2 separate regions of the Homo sapiens genome follow, and region 2 is linked to region 1. The links are chromatin contacts, found by Hi-C or POLR2A ChIA-PET in ENCODE. All regions are on one chromosome and are shown on one strand. The core of a region is the stretch at or near the end of the contact, and the rest is flanking DNA. Distances in the headings are between cores, read along the strand shown.

Region 1 (7,687 bases), core at 2,828-5,327:
CCAACTTTCCATAAACCATACGAATCCCTGTAGCACCGCTAACTTTACACGTGTTCAAAGGTTAGCGTCAACATATGGACTGCTGCTCACTGCCAGACCTTCCTGATGTGCTGTTTCTTTTGCAGGTACATGTAAAGTGCATTTTCCTGATCCAAACAAGCTTCATTGTTTTCAGCTAACAGTAACCCCAGGTAATATTCTTACATAAGTATTAAAGTGATTTCAAACAGCGAATTATAAAGGCTGCCCAAACCTGTAATCTTTGCTTTGGTTTGTCCTCTAGCTTTTAAAAGATTAACACATTAATAACAATTTCATATGAAGATAAGATATATACTTCATAGTGAATGAAATAAAGCATATTAAAGTGAATTTGAGGCATTCAGTGTACACTCTCAATAATGATGTATAAATATAACTAAAGTTAATGACAGCTGAGGCAGTTGGTGTATAGTGAAGAGTGTGGGCTCTGAAGTCATAAGTGGGTTCCAATCCTTTTCCCTTACGTAGGAATAGTGTGACCTTGGTTAAGTTGCTTAACCTTTTAGCCACAGCCTGCCTATCTACAAAGTGGGATCAAATAGGACCTATCTCATAGGACAGTTGTGGGGATTAAACAGATAGTGTGGGTAAAGCACTTAAGCCCAGGGTCTGGCACACAGAAGCAGACAGAAGATTACCAGCTGTCCTCAGTAAGACGGATAAGTGTCTAATCCCTAAGCTGCCCCAGCATGGCAACATATTTCTTCTTGGTCAAAGTGACAGCAAGAGGAGGACTTGTATATTTTCTAGTTACAATGCAGCTCCAAGAGCTGCAGATTCCCACACTTCACAACCCACTGGTGTTTATGTTGGACAGTGGGTGGCAACCGGTCGATGCTGTTGTGGGGAATTAACAAGAGGGAAGGACGTTTGGTGGTGGAAATATAGGGTGTTATTTTATTTGGGGGATGGAAAGGTAGTGAGAAACTGAGAATTATTAGTCACTAGCTAATTAAAATGTGGAAAAGAATACAGGATTTTGGTAGGTGGCAATGAACCCACAAATAAGTCCCGGCCTTGTCTCTCTGTAGGTAGGATGGGCTTTTTCTGTGGAAGATGTTTGATAATAATAGCACAAGAAATCCTGGTTTCAAAATATCAAAATATGCTTGAAACCTTAAAAAAAATTCTATTTTATCTATGTGATGGTTCCACAAAGGGCTCTGGAAGTATAAATCAGTCTGATACTGATTCTTCTAAGATAAGGAGAGTACTTGGGTATAGGAGTTAATACTAGAACATCATCATTATGTATATATTTTTCTTTTCTTTCTTGTTTTTTCTATTAGCTGTACTTTATGCCAAATAGAACACCATCATTAGAAAGCAGAGTGTTCCACATGCCTGACATCTATAGATAAATGTAGTGAAGGGCTTTAAACTGTGAAATGATGAAAACTCTAACGATCCTTTGGCTGCCTTCCTAAAACACATTGCATATTGTGCTGTTTTTTACGAGAGGTATTGAGCACACTCTAATGCTTTCTTGGTGACTCAAGGTCACTGCTATGGACATCATTTACTATTCTGTTAAGTAATGTAGGGTATTCTCAGAAATCATTGTAGTGATTAAGATTGGTTCTCTGTTTACTAATTTCAGACTTGTGTGTTTATAGTAAAATATTTTCTTTCATCTGCCTTTCTAGGGCATTTTCAATGGCTATCAGGGATTCTGTGGCTCTGCCCATCCCAAGCATGGGCTTTGTGGTCCTTGGCCACTCAAAGATGTTTGTTGATTTTTCCAGGCTCTTTACTGTCATGTGATTGGGTTTCTGGCAAGTCTGGATAAATGTTTCTTCCCCGCCTCCCCTCCGCGTTTTTTTTTTTTTTTTGAGACCAAGTCTCACTCTGCCACCCAGGCTGGAGTGCAGTGACGCAATCTCGGGCTCACTGCAACCTTCGCCTTCCGGGTTCAAGTGATTCTCCTGCCTCAGCCTCCTGAGTAGCTGGGATTACAGGCATGCGCCACCATGCCCAGCTAATTTTTGTATTTTTAGTAGAGATGGGATTTCACTGTGTTGGCCAGGCTAGTCTCAAACTCCTAACCTCAGGTGATCTGCCAGCCTCGGCTTCCCAAAGTGCTGGGATTACAGGTGTGAGCCACTGCGCCCAGCCCCCCTTATTTTTTAACTGAAATTTTTTACTGAATCACTTTAATGTTGTGATTATTGTATATATGACAGCATCTTTGATGTTGGTCTTAGAATTGTCCTTGAAAATGGAGCATAATTGTTACAGTTTTTGTACTCACTGTTCTATCAGATTAAAAAGTAACCTGTGGCTGGGCCCGGTGGCTCATGCCTGTAATTCCCGCACTTTGGGAGGCCCAGGTGGGTGGATCACTTGAGGTCAGGAGTTCGAGACCAGCCAGGCCAACATAGTGAAACCTCGTTTCTACTAAACATACAAAAAAATTAGCCCGGTGTGGTGGTGGTGCGTGCCTGTAATCCCAGCTACTCAGGAGGCTGAGGCAGGAGAATTGCTTGAACCCAGGGGGTGGAGGTTGCAGTGAGCTGAGATTGGCCCAGTGCACTCCAGCCTGAGCGACAGAGCTGTCTCAAAAAAAATAAAAAAAATAAATAAAAAGTAACTTGTGTCTTGGTACCTGTAAATACTTAATGCCTGAATATTCATATTTTTAATAAGTGTACTTCAGGGACATTAACATTGAGCTGTGCACAGCATGCTTTTTAGATACTGTGTATATGCCCTTATTTTGTGATGTCTGTGAATTAGAAAGCTGTGGTGATGCCTGCCCTTTGATTATTAAGAGAAGTGTGGCCGAGATATGCCAACCGGAAAAACTTGCTTCATATCATGGTTTTTAAAAAAAATTTTAGAATCCTGCTCCTCTTCATATTGAAAACAAATTACAGTGATATGTCTAAGTTGTGAAGTTTTAACAATATATGAAATAAAATGATTTTGAAATGGACTCATTTGTAGCCAGTAATCCTGGAGCTAGGGCTGAAAACTCACTAATATCTATGATCTGGGGGTTAGAATGGTCAAGAGTGGAAGAATTGCGTCTGCATTTTCAGCTCACACCTCTTTATCTGGCTCCTGTTCACACTTGCTAACATTTTGATAGTTTTGTTTGCTTTTGGAGTGGTTGCTCATGCTTGGGAATAAATACACTCTTTAGAGAAAAACATGGAAATGTAATTTGGTGATGGGGAAAAGAAAGGGACCGAATTTAGAAAAAAAGCGTCCACATCATCTCGCAAAACAAGAAAAAGTAGTAATAAGTGAAATGAAACAAAACAAAAACGTAAAAGATAGCCTGAAATATCCCGTGGAGGCTTCTGTGAAGTTAGTGGGACAGTTTGAAAAACTGGACCTGTTCAGTGAGTGGCCTGGCTGACATGTTGATGAAGGTCACCTCAGCCTGCCCTGCTGTGATGGTGGTGATGGTTTTAGGCTGAAGGGAACATGGCTTTAAGTAACAATGACAATTTTTTAAATTTAAATTAAAAATTTTATAATCAGTTTTACTGAGGTATAAAATTATAAACAATAAAATGTACTAATTTGAAATGTATAGCTTACATTTGGAAAATGTATACACATATGTAACCATAACCCCAATAAAGATGAAAAACATTTCCATCATTCCCAAAGTTTCCTTCTGCCTCTTTGCAGCCAGTTCCTTGCCCCCTACACCACCATCCAAAATTCCTTTCTGATTTTTATTTCCATAAATTAGTTTTTCTTGTTCTTGAATTTTTTATATGTAAATGGAATCTTATATATGTACTCTTTGTCTCTGACTTCTTTCACTTAACATAGTTTTAAATTTACACATGTTGTGTGAATCAGTAGTTTATTCCCTTTTTATGGAATTTTAATGAATATGTCATAATTTATCTTCCTAGTGATAGACATTTGAGTAGTTTCTAGGTTTTGGCTAGTATCAATAAACCAAAAGCTATGAGGTTTGACTGCCGTGAGCTTTTTTTTTTTTTTTTACAAGCTTTTCGTGTTCATAGTTTTCCTTTCTCTTTAATTCTACCTAAGAGTGGAATTTTTGAGTCATAGGAAAGATAACATGTTTAACCTTTTAAGAAACTTTCCACTGTGGTTGTGCCATACCCTGACCAGCACTGTATGAGAAGTTTCCATTGTTCTACACATATATCAACATTTGGGTGTGAAATGGTATATCATTGGGGTTTTTATTTGCATTTCCCAGTGACAGATGATGTAGAGTATCTTTTCATGTATTTACGGGCCATTTATACATCGTCCTTTCTGAAGTGCCCCAGTCTTTTGCCCTAAAAAAACTTTTTATTTTGTGCTGTGGTCTGAATACAAGTCTTTTGTCAGATGCATGAGCTGCAGATATTTTCTCCCATTCTGTGACTTTTCTGCTCATTTTTAAAAATGCTGTCTTTTGTTGAGGAGGAATTTCTTTTATTTATTTATTTATTTTTTTTTTTTGAGACAGAGTCTCGCTCTGTCACCCAGGCTGGAGTGCAGTGGTGCAACTTCACCTCACTGAAATCTCTGCCTCCCAGATTCAGGCGATTCTCAGGCCTCAGCCTCTTTTACTTAACGTAATGTTTTTGAGTTTCATCCATTGTAGTTTTAGTAGAGACGGGGTTTTGCTGTGTTGGCCAGGATGGTCTCAAACTCTTGACCTCAAGTGATCCGCCCACCCTGGCCTCCCAAAGTGCTGAGATTACTGCCATGAGCCACCACATGTGGCTGAAGTTTTAATTTTTATGATGTGCAGTTTATCAGTTTTTTAATGGTTTGTGCCTTTTATGTCCTGTCCAGAAATTTTTGCTTACCTGAAACTTATAAATATATGCTCCTATGTTTTTTTCCTAGAAGCTTTAGGATGGTAGGTTTTATGTTAAGGTCCATCAGCCATCTTGAATTGATTTTTGTATGTGGAGTAAGACAGAGGTTGAGATTTACTTTATCTATCTAGATATCCAGCTGTTTCAATGAAAAGACTTTCCTTTCTTCATTGAATTACCTTGAAAGCTTGACCAAACAGCATTGACTGTATATGTGTAGTTCTGCTTTTTGGACTTGATTCTGTTCCATTGGTCTGTGTTTACCCTTAGGCCCGTACCACACTGTTTTAATTGTCGTAGCTTTATATAGTACTTATTTTGAAATTCATAGATGTTAAGTATTTTGATGTTGTTCTTTTTTTTTTTTTTTTTTTTTTGAGACGGAGTCTCACTGTGTCGCCTAGGCTGGAGTGCAGTGGCGCGATCTCAGCTCACTGCAACCTCCACCTCCCAGGTTCGAGCGATTCTCCTGCCTCAGCCTCCCGAGTACCTGGGATTACAGGTGCACACCACCATACCCAGCTAATTTTTATATTTTTAGTAGAGACAGGTTTCACGATGTTGGCCAGGCTGGTCTCAGTCTCCTGACCTCGTGATCCACCCACCTTGGCCTCCCAAAATGCTGGGATTACAAGCGTGAGCCACTGCGCCCAGCCCAGAATATTCTTACTAGTCTACTAATATCTGTAAGACTTATATTGATGTCGCCTTTTTCATTACTGATACAGTAATTTGTGGCTTCTCATTTTTCTTGATCATGTTAGCTAAAGGTTTATGCAGTTGATTTTTGCAAAGAACTGACTTTTTTCTCAATTGTTTGCCCATTTCATTTATTTCTGCTCTTTGTTATTTCCTTCCTAATACTTTGGTTTTACTTTACTTTTTCTAGCTTCTTGAAGTAGATCCTAGATCATTGGTGTGTATGTATCTATTTTAGTGTTTTTAAAAGTAATGTTGATTGAGATATAAGTTACATTCTTTTACTTAACGTAATGTTTTTGAGTTTCACCCATGTTGTTAATCAGTATTCTGTATTTTGTATTGTTGAATTGTATTCTATTGTATGGACGCATACCAGTTTATTTACCCGTTGACCAGTGGACGAACCTTTGTGTTGTTTCCACTTTGGGGCTATTATACATGAAGCTGTTAAAATTTTTTATGTGCAGGTCTTCATTTGCCAGTATGTTTTTATTTCTTCTGGGTAAATACAAAGCAGTTAAATTACTGGGCCATGTGGTAAGAGTAAGTTTAACTTTATAAAACCACCGCCATTAAGTTTTCCAAAGTTTTGCATTCCTACTAGCAATGAATGAGAATTCCAGTTTCTCTATATTCTTACTGACAACTGGTATTGTCATTCTTTTCAATTTTAGCCATTCTAGTAGGTATATATCTCATTATAACTTTAACTTGCATTTCCCTAATGACTAGTGATGGTGATCTTATCATTTGCTTGTTTGCTACCTGTATATCTTCTTTGTTCAAGTGAGTCTTCAAATATTTTGCCCATTTAAAAATATGATTGATTGTCTTTTATTTTTTATTTTTTGAGATAGAGTTTTGCCTTTTTTTTTTTTTTTTTTGAGGTCAAGTTTCACTCTTGTTGCCCAGGCTGGAGTGCAATGGTGCAATCTCGGCTCACCGCAACCTCCGCTTCCTGGTTCAAGCGATTCTCCTGCCTCAGCCTCCCAAGTAGCTGGGATTACAGGCATGTGCCACCACGCCCGGCTAATTTTGTATTTTTAGTAAAGACAAGGTTTCTCCATGTTGGTCAGGCTGGTCTCGAACTCCTGACCTCAGGTGATCTGCCCGCCTCAGCCTCCCAAAGTGCTGGGATTACAGGCGTGAGCCACCACACCCAGCCTGATTGTCTTATTAAGTTGTAAGCTTTCCTTATATACCTTGATATGAATCCTTTATCAGATATGTGGTGTTTTTTTTTAAAGGGTTTTTATTGATATTACATATAGAAAAAATTCTGATTAGAGACTTCTACAGCTAGATTATAAATCTTATATAGTTATGTGTGTATTCCTCTAAATTTGTTTCAGAATATATCAGTCATTAGGCCGGGCCCAGTGGCTCATGCCTGTAATGCCAGCATTTTGGGAGGCCAAGGCGGGTGGATCATGAGGTCAGGAGATCGAGACCATCCTTGCTAACATGGTGAAACCCCGTCTCTCCTAAAAGTACAAAACAAAATTAGCAGGGTGTGGTGGCGGGCGCCTGTAGTCCCAGCTACTTGGGAGGCTGAGGCAGGAGAATGGCGTGAACCCAGGAGGTGGAGCTTGCAGTGTGCCGAGATTGCGCCACTGCACTCCAGCCTGGGCGACAGAGCAAGACTCCGTCTCAACAAAAAACAAAAAACAAAACAAAACAAAAAAGAATGTATCAGTCATTAGATTATTGATGTTTTCTTATTTTGAAATTTTAATTTATAAAAACTCCCTGATACATGATAATAAACGTGCAGCTTACATTGAGTCATAAACGTTTAGTGGATTTATTTGCTATCCCCATCATGTTTGGTTTGTTTCAGAGCTTTGGAGCTTTAGGAGGAGAAGTTTCTGAATGTGTAATAAAGGAATATCCCAATTTTTTTTTTTTTTTTTTGAGACAGAGTTTTGCTCTGTTGCCCAGGCTGGAGTGCAGTGACACAAATCTCAGCTCACTGCAACCTCTGCCTCCCAGGTTCAAGCGATTCTCCTGCCTCAGGCTACCAAGTAGCTGGGATTACAGGCATGCGCCACCACACCCAGATAATTTTTTTTTTTTCCTCTTTCTGTTTTGTTTTTGTTTTTGTTTTTGTTTTAATTATACTTTAAGTTTTAGGGTAC
Region 2 (7,687 bases), core at 2,473-4,972, 100 kb before region 1:
AGCTCAGCAGCCATTTGCTGAGCACTTAGCAGGCACCTAGCCAATGGTGCCAGCCACCAAGGGCCCAGCAGGGCAGGACCTCCCCCTCCCTCCTGGAGCCACGGCCCCCCAGCACCATGGCCTCTGGAGCCCCTCACCCTCCCTTGAGGTCAGCCCTATGGTGGCGATTGTAGAGCGAGTCAGGAGCGAGACAGGAGGCCACGTGTTGCCTGCCTGTGTGGGGCTCCCATCCAAAGGCAGGGCAGCGCGAGTCACATGCCCACCCCCTGCTGTGCAAAGGGGTCCTGTGGGGGGGTCATGGGCTCCCATCAGAGAATGGCATGGTGGTGGCCCTCTGAGGGAGTTCTCACCACGCTGCTGCTGTGAGCCAGGGATCACTGAACCCATTTTAAAGGTGAAAACACCGAGGCTCCGTAACTGCCAACTCCTCAAAACCCCCACAGTGAACACCCCACGTTGGGATGTTTCCTGGCCTGGCCTTTCCCCACACTCAGTGTTGCCCTGAGCTCCAAACGAGGTGAGATTGTGGCAGGAGGGCAGGGGTGGCAAGGCTGCTACCCCGATGGAGGCGGCCAGTTGGTGGGATGCCCGAACAGGGACCAGCATGGTGCAGGGCGCCCCGTGGGTGGGCAGGATGGGTCGCTGAAGGCTCGTGAAGCCCGGCAGGGGTCCCTGAAGAGTCTAGTGGCATCGGGGGAGAGTTTCTTGTACAGAGAGGGTGAGTATGCTTTGGGCCGGCTGGCTGGGGCTGAGACCAGGGGTGGATAGGAAGGCAGAGCCCGTCCAGCCTCCAGGCCAGCGTTGCTTCACAAGGACAATGCCCCCAGGGTGTTAGCATCCAAATATAGCTTGCCGGCTGTCATGCTTAATCCTGAGACTCGGACACATGTCACACCCATGTCCCCGTGAGGTGGGAACCCTGGGGCCTGGACAGGCCTGAGTGTGGTCTCAGCCCCATCACACACAGCTGGGCAGCTAGACCTGGGTGTCCCCACAGGGGTGCCAGGACACCTCCCAGGGGTTGTAGTGAGCCCTCAGCACCCGGCCCACAATGGGCACAGCTCAGCGATCTCCCAGCATTCCCTGATCCTCGGACCCTGGGACGCAATGCAACCCCTGCTCAGGCCCAGATGCAGCCAGCATAGGACAGTCTGTGACTTTGCCTGGGACACCCACTGCATTTTAAAACTGCACTTCATTTGGCAGCCCCAGGAGCCAGGGCGCTGCCCAGGCCTGTTCTCAGAGGAGGTATTATGCCCGTCCGCCCGCCTGCTGTGGCTGCTCTGTGGGGAGCCTGACTTGGCAGCTCCCAGGCTGTGTCTGGTGCCAGACCTGGCTGCACATGGAGCCAGGGATGGATTTAGAAACCTCTCGCTTCTCCCAGCATGGGCAGAGGCGCCCAGATTCCTCCCCGGCCTGGGGCCACCATAGCAGGAGAAGGGGAGGGAGGCAGAGGAAGCCAGGCCCAGGGAGGGCCAAGCAGCCCCCAGGCAGACCCCTGGACCGTTCCCCAGTCTGCACTGCCGCCTCAGGGACCTCCCCATCACCTCAGCAAGCGCCCTTTTCTGTAAGGAGGGGGTAAGAACACCTGCCCTCGGGTGATGTGAGAAGCACACTCACGCGGGGAAACAGGTCTTAGTATTTTCTTAGACTTTGTTTTGTTTTGTTTTAAGGCAGGGTCTCACTCTGCCGCCTAGATTGGAATGCAGTTGCATGATCTTAGCTCACTGCAGACTTGACTTCCTGGACTCAAGCAACCCTCTTGACTCAGCCTCCCAAGTAGCCAGGACTATAGGCACACACCACCACTCCTGGCTAACTTTTAAACTTTGTGTAGAGATGGGGGAGTCTCTCTGTGTTGCCCAGACTGGTCTGGAACTCCTGGGCTCAAGCGATCCTCCTGTTTTGGCCTCTCAAAGTGCTGGGGTTGCAGGCGTGAGCCACTGCACCCAGCCTCTTAGACTTTTGGACAGCAGAGGGGCCAGGCCTTTAAATGTCCTGGGGGTGTGATGTGCTGTCCGTGGGGATGGTGGGGTCACCTGCCCCAGCCTCAGTGGGTCCCTCTTTTACATGCCTGCAGCTCACCGGATGCTCCCGTGTGGCACTCAGCTATCATGAGGTGTGCATCCGTCCAGGTGGACCCCAGAGCCCCGCATGCAACCACGGGCCCCGCCTGGGCCTCAGCCTCCATCCCAGGAATGGGAGAACCAGCTTCACTTCAGGCCAGGAAAGAGGGAGACTGAAAGAGCAGATGACATGGGACAGGACAGAGCCTGAGGCCCAGACAGGCCATGAGCGAGGGGAGGTGAGAATAAGGCCACAGGTGGTCCCGTGTCTGCCTTCCCTGCTCAACGTGCAGAGAGGGCTGGCCATTTTCTCCGGCTTCATCAGCATGCTCTACAGTCACTGCGAGTGTTGCAGGAGGAATTGTGGCCTCCTCCACAGCAGCGAGAACACTGAGCCCCGTTTCATCTGTCTTCCTCCTGTTTCCTTGAACCCTCCCAAGATTCTTTCTTTGGTGCGTTATTCATGTTGTTCCTTTTCCTGCAAGAGAGAGGCCTTTGTCCTCCTTGTTCAGCAAGCACCTAGTCAGTGGTAAAGTGCAATATTTAGCTGGTAACAAAGGTGTGGAATGGAATTGGCTTCCATGATTTGGCGAAGTATTTGCAAGAAGCCTATGGTGAGGCTTCTTGTTTACAGATCCACGTGTCTTAGTGGAAACCTCAGAAACACATGCTCTCGTGGATGCTGTCATTCTTCTTTTTTTGTTTGTTTTGGTTTTTTGGGGGGGGGTTTTGTTTTTTGTTTGTTTGTTTGTTTTTTGAGATGGGGTCTCGCTCTTTCTCCCAGGCTGGAGTGCAGTGGTGCAACCTCAGCTCACTGCAACCTCCACCTCCCGAGTTCAAGCCATTCTCCTGCCTCAGCCTCCTGAGTAGATGGGACCACAGGCGTGCACCACCACGCCCAGCTAATTTTTGTATTTTTAGTAGAGACTGGGTTTCACCATGTTGGCCAGGCTGGTCTCAAACTCCTGACCTCAGGTGATCCACCCTCCTCAGCCTCCCACAGTGCTGGGATTGCAGGCGGGAACCACTGTGCCTGGCCAGATGCTGTAATTCTTTGGAAAGGGATGGAGTTGGCATTTCCCCTTATGCTGTTGGGAAAATGGCTTTGCTAAGATGTCAGAAGTCCCTGTTAATACAACTTAAATAGATAAACCATAGTCAGAGCCTGGGGAAAATTCCTGTTTAACATATTCATTTGCATGCAGTGATGACACTTATTTCAAAGCATTCCTGTCTCAGCAATGCAGTAGGTCAAATGTGTAGGCATCCCTGGGCTGGCACAGGTACATAGGACTTCTAATGCTTGGCCTTTTCCCTAGTTTGATTGTACTCTCTGACCAGCCTGATTTAGGAAGGGTTTGATAGTACAATATCCGTCTTTCCCTCACGCGTGCTGCCAGTCCCAGGGGGATGGGAGCAGCCACTCACCCGTAGGAGTTCCAGGTGTGCACAGCTGGCTCAGAGCCTGCTGGCCCAGCACACATTTCCCAGGCCAGCACAGTGTGCTGAAGTGCTTTTCATCAAACAGTTAACAAGACTTCCTTATACATTTCCCCAGTGTCAAGAAAAACAAAAGGTGCCCAGTTCTCTGCTGCCTCCAGCAGTGCTGGGCAGAAGTGAGACAGGAAGCCAGGCTCCCGAGCTCACACACGCAGACGTAGGTGGGAAGCTACACTGCGTGGGCTTTCACATCCCCAGGGCCCGGGCTGAGGCCTCTTAAAGACAAGCTGGCCCTGTGCTTGCTCCACACCTGACGCACGCCAGGCCAGGCCACAGCGTGGCTCTCTGTCAACAGAGGAAGTGGCGCAGTAAGTGGCCAGCCCCTCCCTGCTTTGGAAAGGTCCCGCTATTCACAGAATCCTGGGTGTGAGCCCTGACACCAAAGGCAGAAACCACAAGGGAGAAGCCAGCCCTGGCTGCCTAAATGCGAAATAAGCCTGTTGCTGGCTGCCACGAAAATGCCACTGTGTTCCAGTCCTAAATGGGGTGCATGCTATTGGTTTGAGACAGTGATTTTTTTTTTTTCTTTGAGACTGGGTCACACTCTGTCACCCATGCTGGAGTGCAGTGGCATGATCTCCGCTCGCTGCAACCTCCGCCTCCCGGGTTCAAGCAATTCTCCTGCCTCAGCCTCCTGAGTAGCTGGGACTACAGGCACACGCTGCCACACCCAGCTAATTTTTTGTATTTTAGTAGAGATGGGGTTTCACCGTGTTGCCCAGGCTGGTCGCGAACTCCTGACCTCAGGTGACCCGCCCGCCTCGGCCTCCCAAAGTGCTGAGATTACAGGCGTGAGCCACTGCACCTGGCCGAGAGAGAGATTTTTATCACATGAAGAAAATAGCTTCTTTCTGTGTTTTCAAGGTTGTGGCTTTTTTAAAATCAGAAAAGAATATTGAGTTTTCTCAAATGCCTTCTCAATGCGTATTAAAATGACGGTACATTTTTTTCCCATGGTGTATTAAAGTGTGATTTTGTAGTAACAGGTTTAAAGCATTCCTGAAATTAGCCCTCCTTTAAATAAAATATGCTATGTGGCTAGATGAAGTTTGTTAGCATTGGGTAGGGGACTTGAGTGTCTATTTATAGGTGGAAGCGAAGGGCATCTGTTCCGTCCGTGTGCGCATGCGTTGAGACGCATGTCATGCCATCTCAAGAGGCTTGGGATCAGGGTTTGTTAACTTTTTTAAATGAACTGGGAAGCTGCACATCTTTTTCTTTCACTTTAAGAATTTGCAGTGGCTCACGCCTCCCACACCTGTAATCCCAGCACTTTGGAAGGCCGAGGTGGGAGGATCGCTTGAGCCCAGGAGTTTGAGACCAGCCTGAGCAACATAGTGAGAACCTGTCTCAATTAAAAAGAAAAAAAAAGAATTTGAAAGAACTGCCTGGGATCTAGTGCCTTTTGAAACAGCAATTCTTTAATAACATTTGCCATTTTTCTTCTTGGAATTCCTCCTTTTTAAGTCGATATTTGATAGTTTATAATTTAACCAAAAAGTATCCCAATTCACTGAGGATTTTCCAATTTTTAACAAACCTTTTTTACGTATTAATCTCTTATACTTCTTCTTTTTCTTTTCTGTTTTTTGTTTTTTGTTTATTTGTTTGTTTGTTTAGGACAGTGTCTGGCTCTGTCGCCCAGGCTGGAGTGCAGTGGCACGATCTCGACTCACTGCAACCTCTGCCTCCTGGGTTCACGGCATTCTCGTGCCTCAGCCACTCAAGTTAACTGGGACTACAGGTGTGTGCCACCATGCCTGGCTAATTTTGATATTTTCAGCAGAGATGGGGTTTCGCCATGCTGCCCCGGCTGGTCTTGAACTCCTGAGCTCAAGTGATCTGCCCACCTCGGCCTCCCAAAGTGGTGGTATTACAGGCGTGAGCCACCGCACCTGGCCTATATTGCTTCTAATAATTATTGATGGACAAATTATGTGCCATTTGGAGAGATTTATTTTGTTCTTTTTAAAAAATATCTTGCTTTGGATACTTATTTTGTTTATTTTCATTTATTTTTGTTTAATAAAATAATTTATAACTATTAATTTTTCTCAGAATTCACTTTTGCCCCATTCCATTCATTTGTACATATAGTATTGCCGATCTTGTTCTCTTAATATTTTGTAATTGAATTTTTAAATTCTCCTGTGACTTCGAAATTATATAAATGATCTTTCATTTCTAGGAATTCCATTTTTTTAAATTTATCCTTTTTTTAAAACTAATTTTTAGTTTTCAGTATTGTAGCCTGAGAATATTGACTTATGATTTATACTCTGGGGATTTGATGAGTCTCTTTTTGCCGCCTAACACAGACCCAGGGGCCTTTGAAAAGCCGGCTGAGTCTCTGTAGAATAGAACCTTTATCAGACAGTCACTGCATCGGTTTATTAACATTATTTTTCATAATCACTTTATGCTACTGTTTATCTACCTAGCCTTGGGAGGTGTGTTTAAGTCTCCCACGTGTCTTGCGTTCCTGGCAGCTGCGGGCTGTCTGTACGCTGTGGCGCAGTGCCAGCTGTCCTGGGTGGAGCATCCCCATCAGCCCCACTGATGGCCCTTCTCACCGGCCTGGGCCAGGTCTGCTGGGAAGCCCACACCCCTGCTCACCTTCTGTCTGCGTCTCCTGGGTACATCCCTCTCTCGCTGTCTTCCTTCAGGCTTTGTTTCACTTTGCCTTGGAGGTGGCCACTGTGACCAGAGTAAGGGGGATTTTTGCTCTTACCCTCCCTGCCCCGGTGGTGTCTGCAGTCTGGTTGTTGAGACCAACAGTGGGTGAATAATCACATGAGTTCATGGACAGCCACAAAGTAACACCCATCTATGAAGGAAAACCCCACTTTGCTGGGGAAGCCAAATATGATTGAAGCATCCAGAAAAGGCCTCTTTGAGGACGTGACATTTAAGCGAAGGGCGAGCATAGGGTGGCCTTGTGAAGATGAGGCTAAGAGCTTTCCAGTTAAAAGGAACAGCATGTGCAAAGGTCCTGAGGCAGAACACTGGCCACTGTGGCTAGAATGTGGCCAGCAGGAGGGAGGGGACCCAGTTGAGTGACCCACACAGAAGCTTCTGAATCTGGGACAGGTGTAATGGTGAGCACTGAAGGCGTGAAGCAGGGGTGGGAAGGTGTGGACGGTGGGCTTGGGCAGCGGCCAGGGTGTGGGATGTGGCCTGGAGAGCCCGTGGTAGCTAAGCCCAGCATGCAGAGTGGAGGGCGGTGGAGGGGTTTGATGGCTGCCCCTGACTAAACTGGGGGAGGCAGAAGAAGGGGTAGATAGATGCCAAGCCCCCACATACTCACTACAGAAAAGTGGAAGCTGGTATGTAAGTTGTAATAACCCATCCACCAGGACGAGTCACTTCTGCCCCATCCTGGGCACAGTGATGGGGCCTCAGGAGGGGAGGGCACCCTTGAGGGAAAGGGGAGCCATGATAACTCAGGGGATAGGCATGGCATGGGGGCCCTGAGTCACATGTGTTCACAGCCAGAAGTGAACAGCCCAGGCTTCAGGTGGAGGAGGGAGAATGGGGAACTCTCAGGTGCAGCCCAAGGCCGAGAGAGAAGGAGCACTTCGCGGGGGATGCCTCTCCTCCGGGGGCTGGTAAGGGCCCGGGGTCTTCAGTGAGTGAGGATGCCCCACTGCCACCCGGAGCAAGGCTGGAGTGAGGATGAGGTGGGGGCCTGGAGCAAGGGCGAGGTGGAAGAGGGAGGGGTAAGGAGGGATCGGGAGGAGGAGGAGGGGCTGGGAGGAGGAGGGAGGGATCAGGGGGTGGAGGAGGGGCTGGGAGGAGGAGGGAGAGGCCAGGAGGAGAGAGGGATCAGGAGGAAGAGGAGGGGCCAGAAGGACAGGGAGATGGAGGAGGGAACAGGAGGACCAGGAGGACGCAGAGGTCTCCGCAGAGGGGGTGGGGGGAACACAGCGAGGAGGAAAGTGGGGTCCTGCCCCCAGGGCCCACCCCGCACCCCCACTCACCCTTCCACAGAGCCCCTTCCTGCCTCAGAGTTGGGTCCCGCGGGGCCCCCAGTTCCACGCAGGAGGCCACTGAGACTGGAGAGGCCCAACGCCCCGTCCCCGCTCCCTGTCTGCCCTGCACGCCTCCCCCATGAGCCGCTG

Evidence for each region. Hi-C counts contacts between places; a loop is a spot of excess contacts on that map. ChIA-PET counts read pairs that join two places held with the same protein, here RNA polymerase II (POLR2A). Pooled maps may share reads with other maps.
Region 2: a pooled map shows a loop between it and region 1 (4-fold over the local background). The contact joins two enhancer-like sites. A Hi-C loop is called at or near these places in 1 of 37 single-sample maps with no recorded cell type and 7 of 50 pooled maps. POLR2A ChIA-PET finds 5 or more read pairs at or near these places in 5 of 52 experiments (GM12878, HEK293, activated B cell and 1 more).

Annotation. Positions count from the first base shown.
Region 1 is chr2:237,994,619-238,002,305 of GRCh38, forward strand. It overlaps UBE2F (ubiquitin conjugating enzyme E2 F (putative)), which reads left to right. Exons shown (of 10, transcript NM_080678.3): 4 at 126-191. UBE2F-SCLY (UBE2F-SCLY readthrough (NMD candidate)) reads left to right here. Exons shown (of 19, transcript NR_037904.1): 4 at 126-191. Among named protein-coding and RNA genes, the nearest start is that of UBE2F, 31 kb to the left of the region's middle. Within about 2 kb of position 4,078, at least 4 of the 41 ENCODE cell types and tissues checked have a DNase peak (open chromatin) inside an H3K27ac peak, as active enhancers do; they include GM12878, where a contact is called at or near this core.
Region 2 is chr2:237,894,994-237,902,680 of GRCh38, forward strand. All of the region lies in intron 2 of RAMP1 (receptor activity modifying protein 1), which reads left to right. Among named protein-coding and RNA genes, the nearest start is that of RAMP1, 39 kb to the left of the region's middle. RefSeq lists enhancers at 1-3,962, 1-878, 3,930-3,979, 4,060-4,169. Within about 2 kb of position 3,723, at least 29 of the 41 ENCODE cell types and tissues checked have a DNase peak (open chromatin) inside an H3K27ac peak, as active enhancers do; they include GM12878, where a contact is called at or near this core.